Regions from separate parts of the Mus musculus genome. Here region 1 is linked to region 2. Evidence: chromatin contacts called from ENCODE Hi-C or POLR2A ChIA-PET data. All regions are on one chromosome and are shown on one strand. Each heading gives the region's core, a stretch centred on a gene start or an enhancer-like site at or near the end of the contact. The rest is flanking DNA. Distances are from core to core; before and after follow the strand shown. Region 1 holds the start of Gtse1 (G two S phase expressed protein 1). Region 2 holds the start of Cdpf1 (cysteine rich, DPF motif domain containing 1).

Region 1 (5,199 bases), core at 851-3,350, 48 kb before region 2:
AGTAATAGATTGTTGCCTGAATTCAATCAATTGTCATGGGCACCTCAAGTCCTTCTTATTTCCCATTTCCACTCTCAAGTTCCAGGAGCCACTCTGAGTGCACTGATCCACCATCAAAACACAGAACCTTACCTCTATGATAGAATCTAGGGTTTCCAAGAAGGCTAAGTCACCTTCAGGCACAGGCTATTTTCTAAAGATCAACTACTTTAGCTAGCCTGGAATTCAATTATGAGACATCTATCAGCGATGAGTTCAAAGATGGTTCAAACTCACAGTAGAGACCAACGAGTATCTGTGGAGCACCACTGCTCCTCGGGTCCCTTTCCAAAAAAACAAAACAAAAAAGAAAACAAAACAAAAAACAAAAACAAAAAAAACCCCAAAACCTAAACCAAAACCACCAACAAAAATTTTGCTCTGCCTATCCACATTCCTAGCATAGCCTTGGTTGAACCAACTGTGGATTTATTCAGCTCTCTCTCACAGACCAGCCACTTCCCAGTAGTACTTAAAGGTCTGCTTCACCGGAGGGAACCTACATAATTCAGGACAAAATCCTAAGGTGGAGGAAGGTCATAGGCTTCATTAAGGATGCACGTTACAGCCTGGTTAAGTTGCATTCTAAACCTTTATGTTTATGCTCATAAATTACTGGACTGGGCTGCCAGCCTAGGTCATTAGAGGTGCTTCTTATAATGGGCATCACTGTGTTAAGCAGTCTCCTAAGGTGTCAAAGAGGATACATAACCTGATAGGGTGCAAAGGCCCAGTGCTCAGCCCTAAAAGGGAGAAAATAATTGTAAACCCACATCAACCCTCTAAGACTCAGGGGAGCAAAGTTACTTCCCACCACATCTGATGACCTGAGTTCAAGCCCTGGGACCCTCAGGTGCTTGCACACCTTGGTTACCACCCCCAAACACACACATACACATACACACACACACACACACACACACACACACAAACCAAGTCATCGTAAAGATTCCTCCTCCCCTCTTTTAGACAGGGTTTCACTGTGTAGGTTTACAAAGAGAACTAACTGTTCTGGAACTCACTCTGTCGACCAGGCTAGGCTAGCCTTGAAATAAAACTCAAGAGATCTGCCTGCCTCTGCAGTTGGGGCATTAAAGGCGTGTGCAGCCACCACGTAGCAAGTCTTGCTTTTCAAAGAATTTGCCAGCACTCAGAAGGCTTCCGAAGGTGGCTCTCGATGAATTCAAGGCCAGCCTGGACTACAGAGTGAGTTCCGGGTTACAAAGTGAGGGCTCAAAAAAACAAGCAAGAAAGGAAAAGCAAACAAAGTAAGTCAGTGGAGGAGAAAAGAATGAACCACAGGGGAATGGGTGGAGTGAGGGACTCTGCGCTCAGTGCAAGAGAAAGCTGTTGCCATTTTGATAGCACAGCAACTGTGATTAACCACAGGAGACCCTCACAAGATTAAGACCCCCACTTAAAGCCCTTCTGGAAGTGGGGGGAGGCCCCTCTTAAGATTACATAAGTGGTTTTAAAAAGTGGGTGGGGATGTTGTAGGGGCTTCTTTGGTGGTGGAGCTATGAATTGCTAATGTCCTTGTAAGTAACTTCAGTTAAATTTATTTGCTTATCAATCCAGACTTCGTTTCTTTGATCTGTTGTAGCCCTCTCTATTTTGTTTGGGGTGAAAAGGAATACACTCCAGAACAGCCTTACGAACAGAAAGGACTTACCTTCTTTTTTACTACCAGCATCCATCTTCACCTCTCTCTCCACTGGTTGGCCGAAGGCACGTCGCGGCCGTCTCCTCCTTCCACAGAGTTCGCTGCAGGAAGCAAGGGGACGGGAGAATTAGGCAAGTCAGAGGCAAGCCCCAACTTGCTCCCGGTTTCCCAGACTGTGCGCCCCGAGGCGGGGTAACGGATTTCCGGCTCTGAGCTGCAGAGCTGGCACCGCAGCCCGTCCTCCCCGGATCTCTGCGGCTCGGGACCCGGTTCCCCACTCTCCGGGACCAGCGCTACGACCACTCCTTACCCCTCGCCTCTGACCGGGAAGGCATAAAATCCAGCTGGGTCTCCGGCACCGGTTTAAACGCGGCGCCCGGCTCCGCCGGCCGCCGATTGGCCTGTTTAAACAGGAGACGCTCTCGGTGCAGCCTGGGAAATGTAGTCAGAGTGCTGATGTACAAGACCAATGCCCAAGACTCCAAGCCACGGATTGGCTCCGCTGGGCGCAGGAAACTCCCACCGGAAGTTCCCATGACTCTCCTCCTCCGGAGACACAGAAAGGATTTAAGCGTTCCGCCTGTGGCTGTGCTAGCAAAAGGGACCGAGGCGGTGATGGTGGGGCATAGGAGATGGTCAGGCAGCTAGGAAGGAATTTGTCCCGACTCTCTCCGGTGCTTGTCCTGGTATCTCCAGTATTTCTCATGCGTCCGGGTACTCTCTGCAGCCTAAGGCCTCTCTCCTGTACTCTGGTGTGCAGGCCCTCCCTTTTCCCTCAAATGCAGAAGAGTGACAGAGCCGGTCTTAGCACTTCTTTGCTGCCAATATGTTAGATGCCTTTGGATAGCAATGAGCAGGAAACTGGCTTCAAGGTCTGTTGGTTCAAGGAAGTCCAGGGTTGGCCTGGATAGCCATCAAGAAGGCCATCAAGTCTGGATGTCGTCTCTACACATCGGCCAGGTCTGGCTCACTAGTAGGCAAGCTGGCTTCGTCGGACCCAAGGTTCCCACCGGCTGGGGATGGTGACCGGTTCTGTGTATCTGGAATTTTAAGGGCCAGGCTTTTCTGATTCACACCGGGGGCGGGAGGGGGGGGCGCAAGACCACGGTGGCAGTCACATCTGTGGTCCAAGCCTTTAGCTCCTGTGCATGAAATCCCTGCATCCCTGGGGCTATCCACTGGGCAGTAAAGTTCACCAACACTTCTCTTTGTATCATATCAGGTCATAGTAGATGTTCAGGAAAGCATACCCATAGTAACTCACTGCTATTTACATTTTCTCTTGGCTTTAAAAATATTTTTATTTTATTTTTTTTGCCGACGTGTGCGTATGTACAGGTATGCAAGTGCCTACAGAGGCCAGAAGAGAGTGTCAGGTCCCTTGAGGCTAGATTTACAGGCTCTACGTGGGCGCTAGGTACTGATCTCTGGTCATCTGGAAGAACGGCAAGTGCTCAGCCATGGAGCCATCTCTCCAGACGCATACACATTTCCCTTTAAGATCAGTCGCCTGTCCCTGGCAGATGCATGCCTTCTTTCATGAAAGCCTACACATACCAGCTTTTACAGACAAGGCATTCAATGGAAGCCATTGAATACCAGAGATCACAGCACAAAGTGGTTCAATAGCAAGGGCAAGTGCCAAGGGCTATGGGGCAAAGAGAAGGCACTGTCACCAGCCCACAGGCAGGGTGGAAGGCTTTCTGAAAGAGACAGAGAGCAAGACTCCGCTTCTGGCTGAATCATGTATTATTTGGAATCATATACATAATGAGGACTAATGAGGAGGTTCCCCCTTGGCACCTGTCCCCAGGCTCCCTGATATGGAGACAGTACCTCTTCAAATCCTATGGCGATTACACAATTTCTTGACTTGCTGCCTCATCCAGCTAAGATTAGAGAAGCCCATCTCCCTAGGACGCAACCCAAACCTGGCACTTGGGAGCTGCTCAGAGGTTCCCATAGGAGAGGGTAGTCAACGGGACCAATTGTTTTAATGAATGCCCAAAACCTGTCCAGTCCTCAGCAGACTGCAGGGACTCTGAGCAGGCTAAGCAAAGATCTGGTTTGGAGACCTCCAACCCACTCCCCACTCCCACCTGCCCATCAGTCCCTACTTAAGTAGGAACTGCATCAACTTCCAGGAGGGATGTCCCTGTCACAGAAGCAGGAGATGGGCTTAAACCTCGTGATGGCTATGTCACTTATCTGGTTATTTGCCACAGCAGAGCAGCCCTAAGCTGGTGTAGTGGTTTGAATAGGTTTGGTCCCCATGGACTCAACACTTGGCTCATAGGGAGCGACAAGTTGGTTTTTGTTTTTTTTTTTTGTTTGTTTGTTTGTTTGTTTTTTGGTTTTTTTTTTTTTTTTTGGTTTTTTCGAGACAGGATTTCTCTGTATAGCCCTGACTGTCCTGGAACTCACTTTGTAGACCAGGCTGGCCTTGAACTCAGAAATCCGCCTGCCTCTGCCTCCTAGGGAGTGACAAGTATTAGGAGGTGTGTACTTGTTGGAGGAAGAGTGTCACTGTGGGGGCAGACTTTGAGGGCCTAGCTCCACCCAGTGCAGAAGGGACCCTCCTGCTGGCTGCAAGAAGATGGTCTCCTTTTGGATGCCTGTAGCTCAAGATGCAGAACTCTCAGCTCCTCCTGCACCATGCCTGCCTGGATGCCGCCACGCTTCCCACCATGATGATAATGGACGGAACCTCTGAAACTGTCAGCCAGCCCCAAATAAAGGTTTTCCTTTGTAAGAGTTGCCTTGGTCATGGCGTCTCTTCACAGCAATAGAACCCCGACTAAGACAGCTGAGGGTCTCACACCCACTCTCAGGAGCAGAATCGGAGCTAGCCAAGGAAGCCACATCCCTCAAGATTTACTCCCAAGTGAAGTCTAAAGAGAAGCTCCAGTTGGCACCACCAAGTCCCCCAGGGAGGCAGAAGGCATTCTTCCCCTCGTCTCTGGGGACGGTGGCAGGTGCAGTTGTCTGGGGCTGACAACCAAAGCCAACGAGACAGGATACCCTCCCCCCAGAAAGGAAATGCCCCTGCTCACTGGGACCCCAGGCAGCTCTCTGGAATCCTCCCCAGGGAAATGGGACAGCAGGACCTGTGCAGAATATAAGGAAAACTAAATGGAAAGGATTCACTAGTGCAGTGTGTGTGTGTACGAGTGCGTGCGCATGTGCACACACATAGACTTCTAGACCTCCCAGCTGACCTGGCCACATCTCTTCGCTGCCTGCCGACTTCAGAACAAGAAAATACAATGTTCAAGGCACCTGAAAATGATAGCCACTGCTTTGGTTCTGGAGGCTTAAAAAACGCATGTTGGCCCTGAGAGGAATTCTGAACATCACTCAAAATTAACTTGGGTTCCCTACTTTGACCAAACTACTGATTTGGAGAATTCTGCTCAGGACTGAACTTTAACCTCTGATAAACAAACCCAGCTGTTTCCTAACCGTACCCTAACCCAACCAGGCAGTCAACCTCACGC
Region 2 (5,833 bases), core at 3,008-5,507:
GGCTTTCCTGTTGTTTCTGACCATACTGAAGACACTCAGATATTCCAGGTTCTTCTATAATGTGCGCCTGGCTCAGAAGGCCATCCAGGCTGCCCTTCCTGGCATCTGCCACACGGCTTTGGTGGTGTCTATATATTCCTTCATGTACGTAGCTTTTGGGTACTTGGTGTTCGGTCAGCATGAATGGAATTACAGCAATATGATTCACGCCACCCAAACCATCTTCTCCTACTGCGTGTCAGCCTTTCAGAACACAGAATTTTCCGGCAACAAGGTTCTCGGGGTCCTGTTTCTGTCGTCTTTCATGTTGGTGATGATCTGTATCTTCATCAACTTGTTTCAGGCAGTGATTCTGTCTGCCTATGATGAGATGAAGCAGCCTGTGTACGAGGAGCCGTCTGATGAGGCCGAGGCTGTAACCTATCTGTGCAACAGGCTAAAATCTGGGTTTGACTTTCTCACCACCCGATCTAGAGACAAAGACCAATCCAACTTCTTCGTCGACATGCTCTATGGGCAGCCGGAGAAGAATACTCGCCGGTTCCTGGGACTGAAGGCCAGAAATATCAACGGGAAGAAAATGATTTACCTTGTTGTCTGATTAATGACGGTCAGGAGGGCCACAAGCAAAGAGTGTCCCAAACATGACTTATGTTTCTCAAGGGGACTAAAGAGTGCCTGATGGCTCAGTCAAGCTCACCTCCACATCTGAAGTATCCCCACGCTGGGCCCTGCTCTTGGGAACAAGAACATGAACAGAGAGGCAAATCAGGGGAGAGAAGTGGATGGCAAGGTGGGACTCTCTCTGGATGGGATTCTGCGACTCCTGGTCCAGAGGCAGAGCTCCTTTTGTGGGAGCTTGCAGCAGTGGGGAAGAGTGGCAGCCGCTCACTTTGAGACCCAGCTTCAAGGGAAAGAGCTGGCCAGGTCCCATCATGGATTAAGCCACAGCCCAGCAGCCTCTAAACAGAAACAGACTGGTCAGCCTCCCTGGAAGTCTCCTCTGCAGACCATGCCTGGGAAGCGTCTCTTCAAGTCCTCCTGCAGGCCAGGGCTAGAGGGGATCCTGTGGGGGAGTTCCAGAGCTTGCTTTAAGAGTTTGAGAATGCAGAGACGAGAGAGCAGGGGACAAGGACCTGAAGCGTCCTGTCCCACTTTAACTCCCTCAGGGCGTAGAAGAACAAGGGCTGACAGTTGTTACCTTGTTACTCAGAAGCACGTGCCTTGATGTTGACGCCACTTTTAAGTTTTATATGAATTAAATTTGAGATTTCTTCTATGGCCTGTGCAGTGATTTCTGTGTCAGGGATCAAAGACATATTTGTGGCTGCCTTCAACATGGAAGGTTATCAGCCTCCTCCAATAACCTTTTTTTTTTTTTAAAAAAAAAAACAAACAAGAGATTTATTTTTATTTGTTTGTTTTGAGACAGGATTTCTCTTTGTGTATTCCTGGATGTCGTGGGACCAGACTTGCTCTGTAGACCAGGCTGGCCTCTAACTCATAGAGATCTGCCTATCTCTGCCTACTGAATGCTGAGAACCAAAGACATGTACCACCACCACCTGGCTCTTGGATAGGCTTTTAAGACTCACCTGAATAACATTATATACTTTTCTTTCTTTCTTTCTTTCTTTCTTTCTTTCTTTCTTTCTTTCTTTCTTTCTTTCTTTCTTTCTTTCCTTCCTTCCTTCCTTCCTTCCTTCCTTTCTCTCTCTCTCTCTCTCTCTCTCTCTCTCTCTCTTTCTTCCTTTCTTTCTTTCTTTTTTTTGAAACAGGACCTCACTATGTAGCTCTGGTTGGTTTGGAGCTCGCTATGTAGACCAGGGTAGTCTTGAACTCACGGAGACTTGTCTGCCTCTGCTTCCCCCGATGGCTGGGATTAAAGGCTTGCATCACCATACTCAGCTTTATTTTAAACTTTGTTCTTGGACAACTGCATACAAGTATAAAATATATCTGGAATCTACCCACTCCTCCTGCATTTCCCCAACACTTCCTCTTCCCACGTTCATGCTGGCAACACCCTCTCCTTCTTCGTCCAGAGTCTGTCCTAGAAGTATATGGGTTTAGGACCCATGACCAACTTACCAGTGGCCATACCCCCAAAGAAATGATTCCTCCTTCCCGAATAGCCATCAATCCCCAATAACTCCTCCAATGGTCCCTCCCCATCCATGCTGTAATGTTACCCGGCTTGGTCTTATGTACGTTTGTATAAGTAACCACAGCTGCAGTGAACTCATGAGGCCAACGGCCATGACACTCCCAGAACACGGCACTGTATAAACGCCCCACCCGTTCTGCTGAGAGGTTCCTTGAGCCCCACTGGGGGTGGGGATGATAAGGATGTCCCACTGAGAGCTGAGCACTCAGTAGTCCAGCTGTTTTGTGTTGTGCTGAACTCTGCTAATGGCTTCGTTATAGAATCCCTCTTGCTGCTCAAATCGCAAGCTCATCTGGCACTTGCTTGGATCAGACAGTAGTGGGCACACGGAGATTCTGCCCCTCTTCTGTAAGAGGGTTTTATTCCCTATTTGATACAGTGCTTGCCACTGTCTGGGAGATTTGGAGATAGATGCATCTGGAAGAACTCTAAGACAACATCTTAAGGAGTAAGGAGTGGATCTTGAGTGGGTGGAAAAACATTCCCAGAAGCTGTAAGACTGTTGAAAGGAAATTCCCCCCAGGGGGGCTGGAGAGATGGCTCAGACATTAAAGAGCACCAGGGTTCCTGAGCTGAATTCCCAGCAACTACATGGTGGCTCACAATCATCTATAATGGGATCTGATGCCCTCTTCTGATGTGTGTGAAGCAAGTGACAGTGTACTCATATAACAAACAAACAAATCTAAAAGAAAGGAAGAGAGAAAGGAAGGAAGAAAGAGAGAAAGAGAGAGAGAAAGAAAGAAAGAAAGAAAGAAAGAAAGAAAGAAGAAAAGAAAAGAAAGCCCACACCGTTAAAGGCAGGCTATGTCCCTATGAGTTGCTAGCTAAGAAAACCCTTTAAGTCCCAGAAACTAGAAAGGCAATTTCCACTATTGTTGTCTGCATGCCAAAATTAAATGAAAATACTTATATATTGCAGGATATGGAGAAGTCAGGCTAAAACTGCTGAGGGAGTCCAGGCTGCTGAGGGAGAATTATTGCCAAGGATCCTACTTAGTTATGGATTCTATTATGTCACTGTGCCAGGCAAAGTATGTCTCCTGGTGCAATAGTGGTAAGCCAGTACTGATGTTGACAACACTTTCTGGTTGGATTTGAGGCTTCACAGGAGGGAACCTATGTTTGGCCTTATAAACCTGTGCAAAAACTTGTGGCTGGTGGTCATAGGCTCCAGTGGGGACAGTACTGTAATTGTTTTGTTAAATGAACAGACATTCCTTCTAAATACTTGTATTTCTTACCCATAGATTACTGCTGCTATCTGCCTCAGGTGTGGAGGAAATTTCATCTTGACAAACTGTGGTAGTTACTGAGGAGACTCAAAACCAGTTAAATAACTGTGAACCAATGCCTACCCCCATGGCATAGTGGTCCAATGCCCAGCCAGAATGTAAGAAAAGAATTAGATTTCTATGTAACTCCTTCCAAGGTTCAGGGAACATTAGCCAGGAGGGGTAAATAAGAGTCACAAGAAGAAGTTAAGTGTTATATAGGCTTTTCTTGTAGATGGAAACATTCCCTCCTGGAGGCAGATCAGGACGTACAAGAATCAGAAAGCTCACTAAACTTAACTAAGTTAAGAATATCCATAAAGCCCCTTTCCCAAAACCGTGAGCAACTGCTGCAGGAGATAGGTGGAACTACTTCCAAATCGTGCAAAGTCCCAGAGACAGCTCGTAGGCCATCACTCCCACTGGGTAGACTTTTCAACGTTGCAGTTGCCTGAGTCCCTTCTCCCAGAAAATAACCCCAGTACATTCATTGGTGCACCAGGCAAGATTTAGGTAGAATATGTTTTTTTTTTCTGAAGCCCAGAGAGCTCTCCAGCCGCGACCCACAATCACTATAAGCTAGCAGCGGAAACGGAAGCGACAGTAAAGCTCTACCCCGGCAAGGACGCTCTTTTGGCTTTTCTTGCTTAAGGAGGCTGGGACAGAGTGGAGTTGCTTAGGCGCCATGAGGCAAACCGGGGGAAACCGGTAGTGTGGCGGAGCTTCAGCGGGTGATGAGATTGGGCTGCACAAATGCCATGGATCGAGGGCGGAGCCTCAGAGGAGCTAGGGCGGAGCCGCGCAGGCGCAGTGAGGCGGAACTAGTACTGTGGGCGGGCCACGCAGGCGCTCTGGGGGTCCCGGAGGGGAGGTGGTGAGTTTGCGGGGCAGTGTGCTGCAGGAACGCGCGTGGCTAGCTGGAAATGTCCCCTCTGTGTTCCGGCTCGCTGGATCTGTCCTCGGTGCCTCTGGAAGCCGAGGGGTGGGGGTGGGGGAGGCGTTAGACACCCAGCACGGGGAGGGCTGTGCGCGGGTGGCTCGGACCGTGGTGTATATGGTCGCCAGGCGGAGCCCTGTTGACCTGGGGAGACTCAGAGCGGGAGGAGGAGGCTCTGGCGGAGTCCCACTATCCTGGGACTGTCTCCTGACTGTCACCTGCTGCAAGGGCAGCGCGCCCAGCAGCCTCGGCGAGGGCCTGTGACGTGCGAATTAAGATACCACTAGCTAGGTTCGCGCACACCCAAAATAGAATTTCCGTTTTAGACGTCAGTCGGGACATCTGTCAGTTTCCAAGGCGCACATATGCTCCTTTCTGGCTCCAAAGCTCGGTTCTGTAGGACGCAAAGGGTTAGAGGCGGGCGCGCAGCTGGGGCTGGAGCTGGGGATGGGAACTTTGAAAGGCTAGTAGGAATTCCGATACAGCTCGATACAAATCCAAGAATCGCGTTTTCTCGAACTCATCAGACAGCTGCTGTTGCCATCAGACCACTGACCCAGCAATTTACGGAGAGGCGGGGCCTCCAAGGCCTTGAATATAGAAGTGCCATCAAACAGTTAAGAATGCAGCCTTATCAAGTGGACTAGGATACACCTCCCCACCCCAACCTCCTGGTGAGCCAATAGAAACACCCACCGTGGGCTTTTTTCCAGCATGCCCTGGGTGCTGATGGGTAAGACGAAGGACAGAACTGAAGTCTTTATAACTTTCCTGTAAACTGACCTGGGAAAGGCTGTGATTGCTGTATAAATTCATCTGCCTGGATCTTTCAAGGGGACCAAAGTTTCAGACTAACTTTGGTAGGGCAGGAAAGTATGCTCTATGGCAAGAGCAGATTCTTGCGTCCAGTGAAGGGAGGCGGCAGGAGGCACGTGAATCTGTCCTTAAATAGTATCAGAGAGGCCAGTACACCTAAGCACAAGTAAATGCGTAGCCAGTGTAGCAGAAGAACAGGAAAGGCAAACCCACTTCACTTACTGGGTTGATTCAGCACCAAGCAGCACAAGCCAAGCATACGTGTCCACAATGCTGCCTTTACCTTTACCACCTTACCAACAAACCCCAGTTTATAACTCAGATTGAGACCACAAGGAAGAGCAAAGAAACAGCTTTGCTGCCAAGGACCAAAATAGGCACAGAGCCACACACAGTGGAGATGTTAGATAGACCTATCAGATGGGGGGCGTTTAAAGCAAGCACAGTTAAGATGTTGAATGTGCTAGTGGAGAAGATGTATATACCATGCATATATGGATGGTGATTTCAGCAGATAAATAGTAGTGGGAAAAACAGGAAGAATGCCTTCAAGGGGCCTGCCAGCTGATGTGACTGAAGCCACTGAACTTGAAGGTAGTCTATAGAAATTATCCAAAATGGGGCTGGTGAGATGGTCTG

The links. A loop is a pair of places that touch in the nucleus more often than their neighbours do. ChIA-PET counts read pairs that join two places held with the same protein, here RNA polymerase II (POLR2A).
Region 1: a map of heart shows a loop between it and region 2 (5-fold over the local background). The contact joins the promoter of Gtse1 here to the promoter of Cdpf1 in region 2. A Hi-C loop is called at or near these places in 6 of 37 maps with a recorded cell type or tissue (gastrocnemius, heart and left cerebral cortex). POLR2A ChIA-PET finds 5 or more read pairs at or near these places in 4 of 5 experiments (Patski and embryonic stem cell).

The regions. Positions count from the first base shown.
Region 1 is chr15:85,856,608-85,861,806 of GRCm38, reverse strand. It overlaps Gtse1 (G two S phase expressed protein 1), which reads right to left and starts at 2,100. Exons shown (of 12, transcript NM_001168672.1): 1 at 2,013-2,100; 2 at 1,712-1,803. The coding sequence starts at 1,736. Ttc38 (tetratricopeptide repeat domain 38) reads right to left here. Exons shown (of 14, transcript NM_001033337.4): 14 at 2,985-5,199.
Region 2 is chr15:85,810,121-85,815,953 of GRCm38, reverse strand. It overlaps Cdpf1 (cysteine rich, DPF motif domain containing 1), which reads left to right and starts at 4,257. Exons shown (of 5, transcript NM_197998.2): 1 at 4,257-4,315; 2 at 4,906-5,052. Pkdrej (polycystin (PKD) family receptor for egg jelly) reads left to right here. Exons shown (of 1, transcript NM_011105.2): 1 at 1-1,278. The coding sequence ends at 601.